Linked DNA regions of Homo sapiens: region 2 is linked to region 1. A link is an interaction called in ENCODE POLR2A ChIA-PET data of the cell type or tissue named here. Cell type or tissue: HepG2. All regions are shown on one strand. Each heading gives the region's core, and the rest is flanking DNA. Links, peaks and the distances in the headings are about the cores only.

Region 1 (5,370 bases), core at 149-5,148:
ACAAGCAGACACTCACCCCGGTAGAGGCTCAGAGGCATGCTCCCGGGGAGTGAGAGTGGACACTCACCCCGGTAGAGGCTCAGAGGCATGCTCCTGGGGAGTGAGAGCAGACACTCATCCCGGTAGAGGCTCAGAGGCAAGCTCCCGGGGAGTGAGAGCAGACACTCACCCCGGTAGAAGCTCAGAGGCAAGCTCCCGGGGAGTGAGAGCTGGCACCCGCACAACTCACTCTTGGGCCCAGTGGTCTCCGCCATGGGATTTGCTCTGCCACTCAGCCTTCATCTGCCTTTGTTAAAATCTTTAAAGAAGGGCCCCAACAAATCCACAGCTGTAGATCTGTGCTAACTGCCTGGCTCCCTGAAATCACTCCTGGCTGGATCACTTGTCAGCAGGGATGGGGTGCTGATATGGTTGGGATCTGGGTCCCCTCCAAATCTCATGGTGAAATGTGTCCTCCAGGGTTGGAGGTGGGCCTGGTGGGAGGTGTCTGGGTCATGAGGGGCAGATTCCTTATGAGTGGCTGGGTGCTGTATGGAGTGAGTTCTCACTATGAGTTCATGCGAGAGCTGGTTATTTAAAAGAGCCTGGTACCTCCTCCCTCTCTCTTGCTCCCTCTCTCACCATGAGACATGCCTGCTCCCCCTTCACCTTCTGCCATGTCTGTAAGCTTCCTGAGGCCTCACCAGAAGCCAAGCAGATGCTAGTGCCATGCCTGTACAGCCTGTGGAACTGTGAACCAAATAAACCTCTTTTCTTTATAAATTACCCAGCCTCAGGTATTCCTTTATAGCAACACCAAACGGACCAACACAGGTGTGTCATCAGCACAGCCTTGGGAGTCCCCACACTCCCGGCGAAAAGAAAAGGCCCAGGTACTCAGATGGGAAGGATGTCCCCAGAAACAAACAACCCAACTTATCCCCCATCAGAGGCGGAGCTCCATCTGCTCTGCAATGGTGTGCTTGGGTAGGTCTCAGTAAATGTTTGTTCGTTTGTTCATTCGGGGATAACAGACATTCAGCAGGTACCGACAATGGGCCATGTTCGCAACCGAGTCCCAGGGGCAGGGCAGAGACCAAGACTGACCTTACAGCAGGCCTCAGACTTCCACGAAGGACGGAAGGCCAGAGCCCACACACCAAGCCCACCTGGGCATCAGTGGGGTTGGGGGGCTTCTGCAATGGAGACCCTCGGGCGGGGAGTGGAGCACACAGAGGGCTAAAGCGGGTGCCTCTGCTTGGGCTGTCCCTGCCTAGTCCTGCGTCAATAACAGGGGCCTGAGAGTGCTCTGATGGGAGCCCCTTGACTCACTCATGGGAGCTGGACCTCACATTTCTGCACCGTGAGCACCTTCAAGAGGGGCTGGTTGTATGTCTCCAGGGGGGCCAGAAGATGGCCCAGGACTCTAGGCTGGAAACCCACTGCTCTGGACAGACACCAACAGGCCCACAGGCCCAGAAGAGGCAGCAGAGGCCAGGCCAGCTGCCTGGGCCTTCCCAAGGCCTGTGCCCTGCCCAGGGTCTCAGCCAGCCAGCGGGGTGGCCCACAACTCCATGAGTGTCTCGGAGGGGACAGTGAGGCCCACGGCCCTGTGGTCAACAGCATCCTCCCTGTCCCAGCTCTGGTGTCCATCAGGAGGGGAAGGTGGTGTCTGACTACCCCAGGCTGACCCCGCACTGGGCTCTTGGGGACCTACAGACCCCCCAGCCTCCCTGCATCTCTCAGCCTCATCCTCATGGCCAGGCCAGCCAGCCTCTGGGCAGCAGGTGCTGAGGGAACCCCATGGACCCCACAGAAATGCCACTGTCAGCTACCTGATCCTGACAGCCCCCAAATCACCAGACCTCCCCAGGACGTGTCTCCAAGAGAGATCACGCTCTCAAAGGGTGGTCATGAGGAATAACAGCATGAGATCTGCTTGGGAATGAGTAGGGGGACCATGGTCCCTTCAGCCCCACTGCTCTGGGTTTCTGAACAACTGTCCCAGACCCTTCTTGTGGGGGACCACAGCCTGTGGCCCCAGCTGGGCTCTGCAGGCACCGCCCTCAGTGTTCCTTGGGCGTGGCCTCAATCGGCTCAGTTGAGGCGGGAGGTCAGCTGCTGCGCTTGTCCCAGCCCCAGAGCCCCCCAGAGCACGTGGCTGCCCCCGCCGGTCCCCACCCCCGTGGGAACGCTGGAAGGCGGCACTGGCCTGGGAGGCTGGCAGCACGAGGGGGTCGCACCGACCTCACGAGGCATCAAGCACAAAAGCCTTTTCTTTGCCGGCAGCCACGCACCCCACTCCTCCTGCAGCCACTCCCTGTGCTCCCCAGCCCCTGGCCCAGACACCTCCAGCTGCCTCCAGACTGGGTCTCCTCCCAAACAAAGCCGGATTCAGGCCTTCGGGAGGCAGGCGCGCAGGTTCTGCCATGGAGATGAACTTTGACCCAAACAGCAAGGCTCCTACCCCTTATTTACTCTTTAAGGCTGACCCGTTTCACAGAGTTCACATTACACCCCTTTTTAATCCGCACCTCCCTCCCACATTCCAGGCCTCGACCTTCAACCCCTCCTAATTGCTGGCTCCGGCTCCTACACCCCAGTTCTTGGGCCCAGCTCACTCATCCCTGCCCCCAACCATCTCCTCCACGGAAACAAAGGCGATGCTGGGGTGCTGTGCTCACAGGGCCACCTCACAACCCTGGCACACCAAGGTAGATGCCAGGGTCCCAGAGCCCAACCACTTGGGGGAGTCCACGTGGAGGCCGGGGTGGATCTTTGGGGTCTGATTCCTGACCCTAACTCTCCAACCCCTGAGAAGGAAGCCTCTATTCCAAGGGAGGCTGGAGTAGGCTGCCTGGCAGGCCCTGCGCGGAGGCGGTCAGGGCTAGGGAAGAATCCGGACAGCTCCCCAGCCAGCCGCATCGCATCCCAAGGGGCTAGGGTGAATGTGGGCAGCTGCACTGCCTGGTCACTCACCAGGTGACCTGGGCTATAGCCTCACATGTGGCTGCAGAAACACAGCTTGTTTCCCTTGCTGGGCAGCGGAACTGCTCTGGGTTAGGTACACTGTGAACCTTCCCAGGCCTGCCCCTGGTAACTCTGAAACCCACATTGCAGAAGCCCATGGCATCCCGGCAACCAGGCAGACCCCCCGCCCCGCAGGCTGCCAGTCCTATGGGCTCTCTCCCTCATCTTTGGGAGGAAGGAGCCAGGAGCTGGGGCACTGGGGCCCATGGAGATGCTGAGAACACTGGGGGCAGTGCAAGCTTGGGCCTGAGCCACCCAAAGGCCTTGGCCCAGATTCCGCCACCCTGGAGTGTGTCCACACCTCTCACCTGAGGACAACTGGGAGCAGGGGGCCGGGCACAGCCCCTCCTCAACTGCCACCAAGGGGCACTCACCGTCCTCTTGACTGTGGAGGTTCTGCGGGCTCCGCATCCTCTCGTCCTGGCTGGGGCTCAGGCTGGAGGCCAGGTGCGGGTCAGCTGACATCCATGTGGAGTCGCTCATATCAAAATCCTCGCTGCTCACAGAAGTCTCATCCTGAGCAGGGACAAAGAAGGTGGGCATTCAGCAGGGACGGGCTCTCATCAGCCTGAGGCAGCCTTGTGGGTGGACCCCAGGGCCAGTGGGCGTTTGGGAGTGCCCTGAAGGCGGCAGGAGCCCTCAAACCTTGAAGTGAGGGCTGGGTGGTGCTCCCCCTTGCCCGGTGGAAGTGGCCCCGGCTCTGGTTCCTGTCGGAAGCCAAGGCTAAGGGCCGGCACTGTCTGTAATTGAAGACAATTATGAGGTCTCGCATCCTGCAGGGGCGGATGGCAGGGCCTGGCTCTTACCCTTGTGAGCCAAGGTTGAAACAAGCGCTGTAAACAAGGGCTGCCGCTCCCTGCTCTCAGCCCAGGGACCGGGGCTCACTCTGCACAGGACCCGGCGGCAAGAAGCGGGCAGCAGCACATGCCCGCCACCAGGCACTGAGGCTGAGCTGAGTGCCCCCAGCAGGCCTGGCGCCCTGACTCCCATGAAGCATGCATGGAATTCCTTTCTCCCACTCCCCCAGCCCAGAGGACGTTTCTGTCTTCCTCCTTCCTAACCTTTGCTGTGCTTCAAAGATACGCTCTTGGGCAGCTTCCAGGGCTGAAAGGGCCAGCCCCAGAAGTGCAGAGAAGGAAGGGGGCGGGGCAGGCCAGGGTTCGGACCAGACCGCAAAGGGGGTTCAGCTCAAGGGCCTGGGGGGCCGCCAGGGCGTTCCAAACAGCCGGATGGCCTGCTAGAGAGGACCACGCCTGCCTCCTCTCTCCTCGCTGCCGGCTTCGGGCCGGCCCTTGGCCAGTCATCCGGGAACCCCCGGGGCGGGGCCCCTTCAACCCAGCCCTCCAGGGGGAAGGGCCCCCACCTCCTCCAGGCCCAGCCTTTCAGGAGCAGCAAGCAACTGTGCCTGGGAGCTGGCTGTAAAACCAAGAAAGATGACCCAGCAGCTCCCACACCCGGAGTTCTGGCCTCCCCCCAGCAAGACACAATGGCCTCTGTGGGCCCCCAGTGAGGACCTCTGACAGAGCACCCCCCAAGCCTCCCCTCCGGGGCCCCCCTCACAGACACCTCTTTTATAGTGAGCAAACACACTTTGGTTGGAACTTTCTTAGACTGCTGTCCCTGAGGCAGACACATCTGCTCCAAGTGCTAGGGAACCAGTGTGGATTCGCCTCCACTCCCTCCCCCACCGGCTGGGCTGGTAGGGAGTTTCCTGGAATTTATAGCTTCTGTGCAGTGTGGACCCTCTGCTGAATCCAGAGGACAGGAGCTGGGCTGTGACGCCTGTAGTCCCCACGCGGCACACCCAGGGCCTCGGGGGATGGACAGAGCCCACGTGTCCTCTAGTGTCCTCTCCCCACACACAGGCACACGCACTCACTCTGCCTCCCTCCCACAGGCTGCCTGCTCCATAAACACAAGCACCTCCACCCACAGCCCTCCTTCGTGAAAACTCGCTCACACACCCGGAGGGACACACACACACACACACACACACACACACACACACACGTTCAAAAGGCTCTGCACAAAGGGTACAAAGGGACAACAAAACTCTCCCCTGTGCTAACTGGATGGAGGGAGACGAAGGGGAGGGGGAAGAGAGGCTGGCAGGTGGGGGAAGGTTCCTTGGAGCCTTGAGCAAGGCTGCAAGGTGCAGCCGGCTCCCCATCTTCCCAGCTGGTCGTGCCATGCGGGCTCCGGGAACCAGGAACGGGGCATCTTGCATGGGCCCCTTGCTACTTCCTGGATGCCCAGGGGGTGCCATGCTCTGGGTTTGACCTGAAGTCACAGCTGAAGGAGGAAGACTCTTGGGTATTGTTCAAATGCTCACGACTTAAAAGACAGAGTATTCTAGTAACA
Region 2 (5,370 bases), core at 56-5,055, 180 kb before region 1:
TTTGAGATAGGGTGTCGCTCCGTTGCCCAGGCTGGAATACTGTGGCATGATCATAGCTCACCGTAACCTCCAGCTCCTGGGCTCAAGTGGTCCTTCCACCTCAGCTTCCTAAGCAGCCAGGGCCACAGGTGCGTGCCACCACTTGTGGCTAATTTTTAAATTTTTCATGGAGGCAGGATCTCACTATGTTGCTCAGGCTGGTCTCAACTCCTGGCCTCAAGCAATGCTCCTGACTCAGCCTCCCAAAGTGCTGAGACTACAAGTGTGAGCCACTACGCCTTGCTGTGTTTTTGTGTTTAGTAGTTATTACTACATGTTAGTAGTTTAGTAGTAACTACTACACTTTCCCTGGCATTGAGCATTGAAGTTGTTTCCACCTTTTTATAATCACATATAATGTGTTATACAGAATATCTCCTTCTCTCTCAGCCTCTTAAGAGAACAATTCTAAATAAGTGGTTTGTGAAAAGTTTGAACTTTAAAAAATTCTAACAGAGAACTGTCCATTTCCCTTCTTAGGATCCTCTAAAAGTATCTTTTTTTTTTTTTTTTTTTTTTTTTTTTCAGATGGAGTCTCACTCTGTCGCCTAGGCTGGAGTGCAGTGGTGCAGTCTCAGCTCACTGCAACCTCCGCCTCCTGGGTTCAAGTGATTCTCCTGCCTCAGCCTCCTGAGTACCTGGGATTACAGGTGCACACCACCACGCCCAGCTGATTTTGGTATTTTTAGTAGAGATAGGGTTTCACCATGTTGGTCAGGCTGGTCTTGAACCCCTGACCTTGAGATCTGCCCATCTCGGCCTCCCAAAGTGCTGGGATTACAGGCGTGAGCCACCGTGCCTGGCCTAAAAGTATCTTTAAAAAACAGATTTAGCTGGATGTGGTGGCTCATTCCTGTAATCCCAGCACTTTGGGAGGCCTAAGTGGGAAGATTGCTTGAGGCCAGAAGTTTGAGACCAGCCTGGGCAGCATAGTGAGACCCCATCTATACAAAACATATGAAAATTTACCCGGGTGCAGTGGCTTGCACCTGTACTCCCAACTACTCGGGAAGCTGAGGCAAGTTCAAGCCCAGGAGTTCAAGGCTACAGTGAGCCATGATTGCGCTACTGCATTCCAGCCTGGGTGACACAGTGAATGAGATCCTGTCTCCAAACAAACAAAAAATGAACTTTATTTAGATATATTTTACATATGATGAAGTATTTTTTTGATGTAGTAGTTTTTCTCACCTTCTTTTTAGTCTTCTCTTTATCCATTTTTCTTTCTGATGAAGAATTCCCTGTGAGTAGGACCCAGAACATAGGCCTTTGTCATTTCAACCCTTCGTTCTCTGAATAGGCTGTTTATTGGCAACATTAACTGGAAACATTTTATGTACAGCATTGGAGTCTCACTCTGTCGCCTCAGCTCACTGCAACCTCCGCCTCCTGGGTTCAAGTGATGTGCACTGTATGAACTGTGAGAGCAAGCATATCATTATAACATTGGACAATGAGCCAAGACAGTTCTGATGGACTTTTGAAGAGGGATTTTTCAAAAAGCATTTAACTCATCATATTAATAAAATAAATCCTATGATTTATGGGAAATTCTGTTGGATCAACTTTGGAAACTGTTTACTATAAAGGTAGCATGCGTAGGCATGAATCTTGATAAGACAAGATTCTGATCCGGGGTTCTGAGTGGGTCCTTATATTCTGCAGAGCTGAACCAGGTGGAATAGGAGGAGAGTTTGGGTAACAGTCAAACACAACATCCAAAATTATGTTGAATGTAGTGGTGAGAGCTATTCCCTTTAAAACTCTCTCTTGGTTCTTCTGACTGTGTCAAGAATACTGTATTTGTTTGGTACTGGTCTGGTTTTTTTTTTTTTTTTTTTGAAATGGAGTCTCAGTCACCCAGGCTGGAGTGCAGTGGCACGATCTCAGCTCACTGCAACCTCTGCCTCCTGGGTTCAAGCAGTTCTCTGCCTCAGCCTCCTGAGTAGCTGGGATTACAGGTGCCTGCCACCATGCCCGGCTAATTTTTGTATTTTTAGTAAAGACGGGGTTTCACCATCTTAGCCATGCTGGTCTTGAACACCTGACCTTGTGATCCACCTGCCTTGGCCTCCCAAAGGGCTGGGACTACAGGCGGGAGCCACCATGCTCGGCCACTAGTCTATTTCTTAACACTTATTAAGCTCCCTTTCAAACCAATGGTGATCAAGCTTAAGGCCTCAGATAAGCTACAGTATTTAGCTAGAATTTAGTAACATTGTTGTCTGTTCTTATATTTATTTTCACAGTTACTTTCTATTTATAACAAGTGATACTGATTTTCCATTCATGGTGGTTATATAAAGTTTCTTTTTAAAATAAACTTTGTGTTAAGCAAAGTAGATTTAAAGAAAAAACGTTAAGTAAATAATAGTACAGGTGATGATAGACATGGCGAAAATTGTCCAGAAACAATCGGATTATTGACATTTAGGACATGCTGGTGTGGAAGAAAGGCCATGGACTTTGGAGCCAGATGGACCTGGTTTCAGCTTGCTTTGCCACTTATTAACTCAGTGTGCCATGTTACTTCCCTGTCTAAGTCTCTGTTTTTTTTCTCCTGCAAATTGGGTCAGGGCAGAGTTACCACTTGTGGGCCAGACGCTTGCTGCCTGTCTTCTTCTAGTCCTCACACGGCCCCAAGCAGCAGGTGTTAGTGATATTCCCATTTTACAGATGAGGAAATCAGCTCCGAGGGGTAAGAAACTTTCACAGAGCCTCAGAACTACGAATGATAGGCTGGGCACAGTGGCTCCCAGCACTTTAGGAGGCCGAGGCAGGTAGAACACCTGAGGTCAGGAATTCGAGACCAGCCTGGCCAACATAGTGAAACCCACGCTCTACTAAAAATACAAAAGTTAGCCGTGCGTGGTGGCAGGCGCCTGTAATCCCAGCTGCTTGGGAAGCTGAGGCAGGAGAATCCCTTGAACCTGGGAGGTGGAAGTTGCAGTGAGCCGAGATCACGCCACTACACTGCAGCCTGGGTGACAGCAAGACTCCATCTCAAAAACAAACAAACAAAACTAGGAATGATAGAGCTGGGTTTCAGTCCCAGGTGTGTCTGAATCTCTTTTTGGCTATTCAGGCTACCTCTGCCTGTTAAATACAGGTTTTGCTATGGCCCTCTGCCCATAGCATTATTCACAATAGCCAAGAGGTAGAAGCAGCCCAAATGTCCGTTAACAGATAAATGGATAAAGAATATGTGGTACAGGCCAGGCGCGATGGCTCACGCCTGTAATCCCAGCACTTTGGGAGGCCAAGGCGGAAGGATTGCTTGAACCCAGGAGTTCCAGACCAGCCTGGGCAATATAGTGAGACCTTGTTTCTATAACAAATAATAATAATAATAAATTAGCTCAGTATGGTGGCATGTACCTGTAGTCTCAGCTACTCAAAAGGCTGAGGTGGGAGGATTGCTTGAGCCTAGGAGTTCAAGGATGCAGTGAGCTGTGATTGCACCACTGCACTCCAGCCTGGGTGTCAGCAAGACTGTGTCTCAAAAAAAAAAAAAAGAAAATATATATAGTGCATACATGGAATGGAATATTATTCAGCCTTAAAAAAGAAGGAAGTTCTGACACATGCTTTAGTATTGATGAACCTTGAGGGCATTGTGCTGAGTGAAATAAGCCAGTCACAAAAGGACAAATACTGTTATGATTCCACTTATCCGAGGTAGCTAGAGTAGACAAAATCATGGAAACATGGTTACCAGGGGCTAAGGAGAGGGGGAAATGGGGAATTGTTCAGTGGTTATAAAGTTTCAGCTTTGCAAGATGAAAAAGTTCTAGAAATGTGTTATACAACAATGTGAATATAGTTAACACTACTGAACTATACACTTAAAATGATTAAGAGGGTAAATTTTATATTATGTGGGGTTTTTTACTGTAATTTTAAAAAAATTTTAAATGATAAGCCATTGGTTAGAGGGTGATTTTTTTTTCATTTGGAAAATCCCAATTATGCATAAAACTAGAATAATGTAATGAATCATGAACCCATTACCCACCTCCAGCAGTTCTCAGCACTTGGCAATCCTATTTTACCTATAACCTTCCATGCACCCCACCCCTGAAAAAGATCCCAGATGGCATATAACTTTATCTGAAAATATTCTTGTTTACCTCTAGAGGATAAGAACTTTCTTTTTAAAATAATAACATTTTTTTACACGTAAAAATAATTTCTTACATTGTCTCATATCCAGTGTTCCAATTTCCTTGATTGTCTTATACATTTTTTTTTTTTTTTTGAGACAGAGTCTCGCTCTGTCACCCGGGCTGGAGTGCAGTGGTGCGATCTAGGCCCACTGCAATCTCTGCCTCCCGGGTTCAAGCAATTCTCCTGCCTCAGCCTCCCAAGTAGCTGGGATTACAGACATGCATGCACCACACCCAACTAATTTTTATATTTTTAGTAGAGACAGGGTTTCACCATGTTAGCTAGGCTGGTCTTGAACTCCTGACCTCGAGTGATGCACCCTCCTCGGCCTCCCAAAGTGCTGGGATTACAGGTGTGAGCCACCGCGCCTCGCCTCATTTTTTTTTTCTTGAGACAGGGTCTCACTGTATCACCCAGGCTTGAGTGCAGTGGTGTAGTCAGAGCTCACTGCTGCCTCAAACTCTTAGGCGGCTCAAGCAAACTCCTGGGCTCAAGTGATCCTCCCAACTTAGCCTCCTGAGTAGCTGGGGCCACAGGCATATACCACCGCACCTGGCTAATTTTTAAAAATTTTTTTGTAGAGACAGGATCTTGCCATCTTGTCCAAGCTGGTCTTGAACTCCTAGGCTCAAGTGATCCTCCCACCTCAGCCTCCCAAAGTGCTGGGATTATGGGTGGTGAACCACCTAGCTTGGTCCTTGTACATTTCTTAACAGTTGGTTTGTTTGAATCAAGATCAAAAAAGGAGCTGGACGTAGTGGCTCACCATGGTGGCTGGTATTACATGATGGACCTGTAATACCAGCAGTTTGGGAGGCCTAAGTGGGAGAATCACATGAAGCCAAGAGTTTGAGACCAGCCTGTGCAACAAAGCAAGACCCCCCCCAACTTCTACAAACAATTTTAAAAATTAGTCCAGGCATGGTGGCTCATGCCTGTAATCCTAGCACTTTGGGAGGCTGAGGTGGGTGGATCACTTGAGGTCAGGTGTTTGAGACCAGCCTGGCCAACACGGTGAAACCTCGTCTCTACTAAAAATAGAAAAAAAAAAAAAAAAAAAAAAAGAAAAGTCGGGTCCAGTGGCGCACGCCTGTAGTCCCAGCTACTCTGGAGGCTGAGGTGGGACGATTGCTTGAGCGAGGAGTTCGAGGCTGCAGTAAGCTG

What was found. Peaks named below come from ENCODE experiments on the same cell type or tissue, not always from the same donor. Only the 100,000 strongest peaks of a DNase experiment are listed, where the experiment ranks them.
Region 2: POLR2A ChIA-PET joins it to region 1 with 5 read pairs; 6 of 35 experiments call an interaction of 5 or more read pairs at or near these places.

What each region holds. Positions count from the first base shown.
Region 1 is chr20:32,471,218-32,476,587 of GRCh38, forward strand. It overlaps NOL4L (nucleolar protein 4 like), which reads right to left. Exons shown (of 11, transcript NM_001256798.2): 5 at 3,384-3,525. Among named protein-coding and RNA genes, the nearest start is that of NOL4L-AS1, 87 kb to the right of the region's middle. RefSeq lists an enhancer at 3,323-4,094 and a silencer at 4,278-4,467. In HepG2, for the core only: a CTCF peak has its summit at 3,952 (motif pointing left); DNase peaks (open chromatin) are centred at 2,434, 3,494, 4,184, 4,724 and 1 weaker place; H3K4me3 peaks cover 3,336 bases.
Region 2 is chr20:32,287,337-32,292,706 of GRCh38, forward strand. The region is part of intron 1 of KIF3B (kinesin family member 3B); the gene reads left to right. Among named protein-coding and RNA genes, the nearest start is that of KIF3B, 12 kb to the left of the region's middle. In HepG2, for the core only: no CTCF peak of the experiment used is centred there; DNase peaks (open chromatin) are centred at 1,085 and 2,505; H3K4me3 peaks cover 693 bases.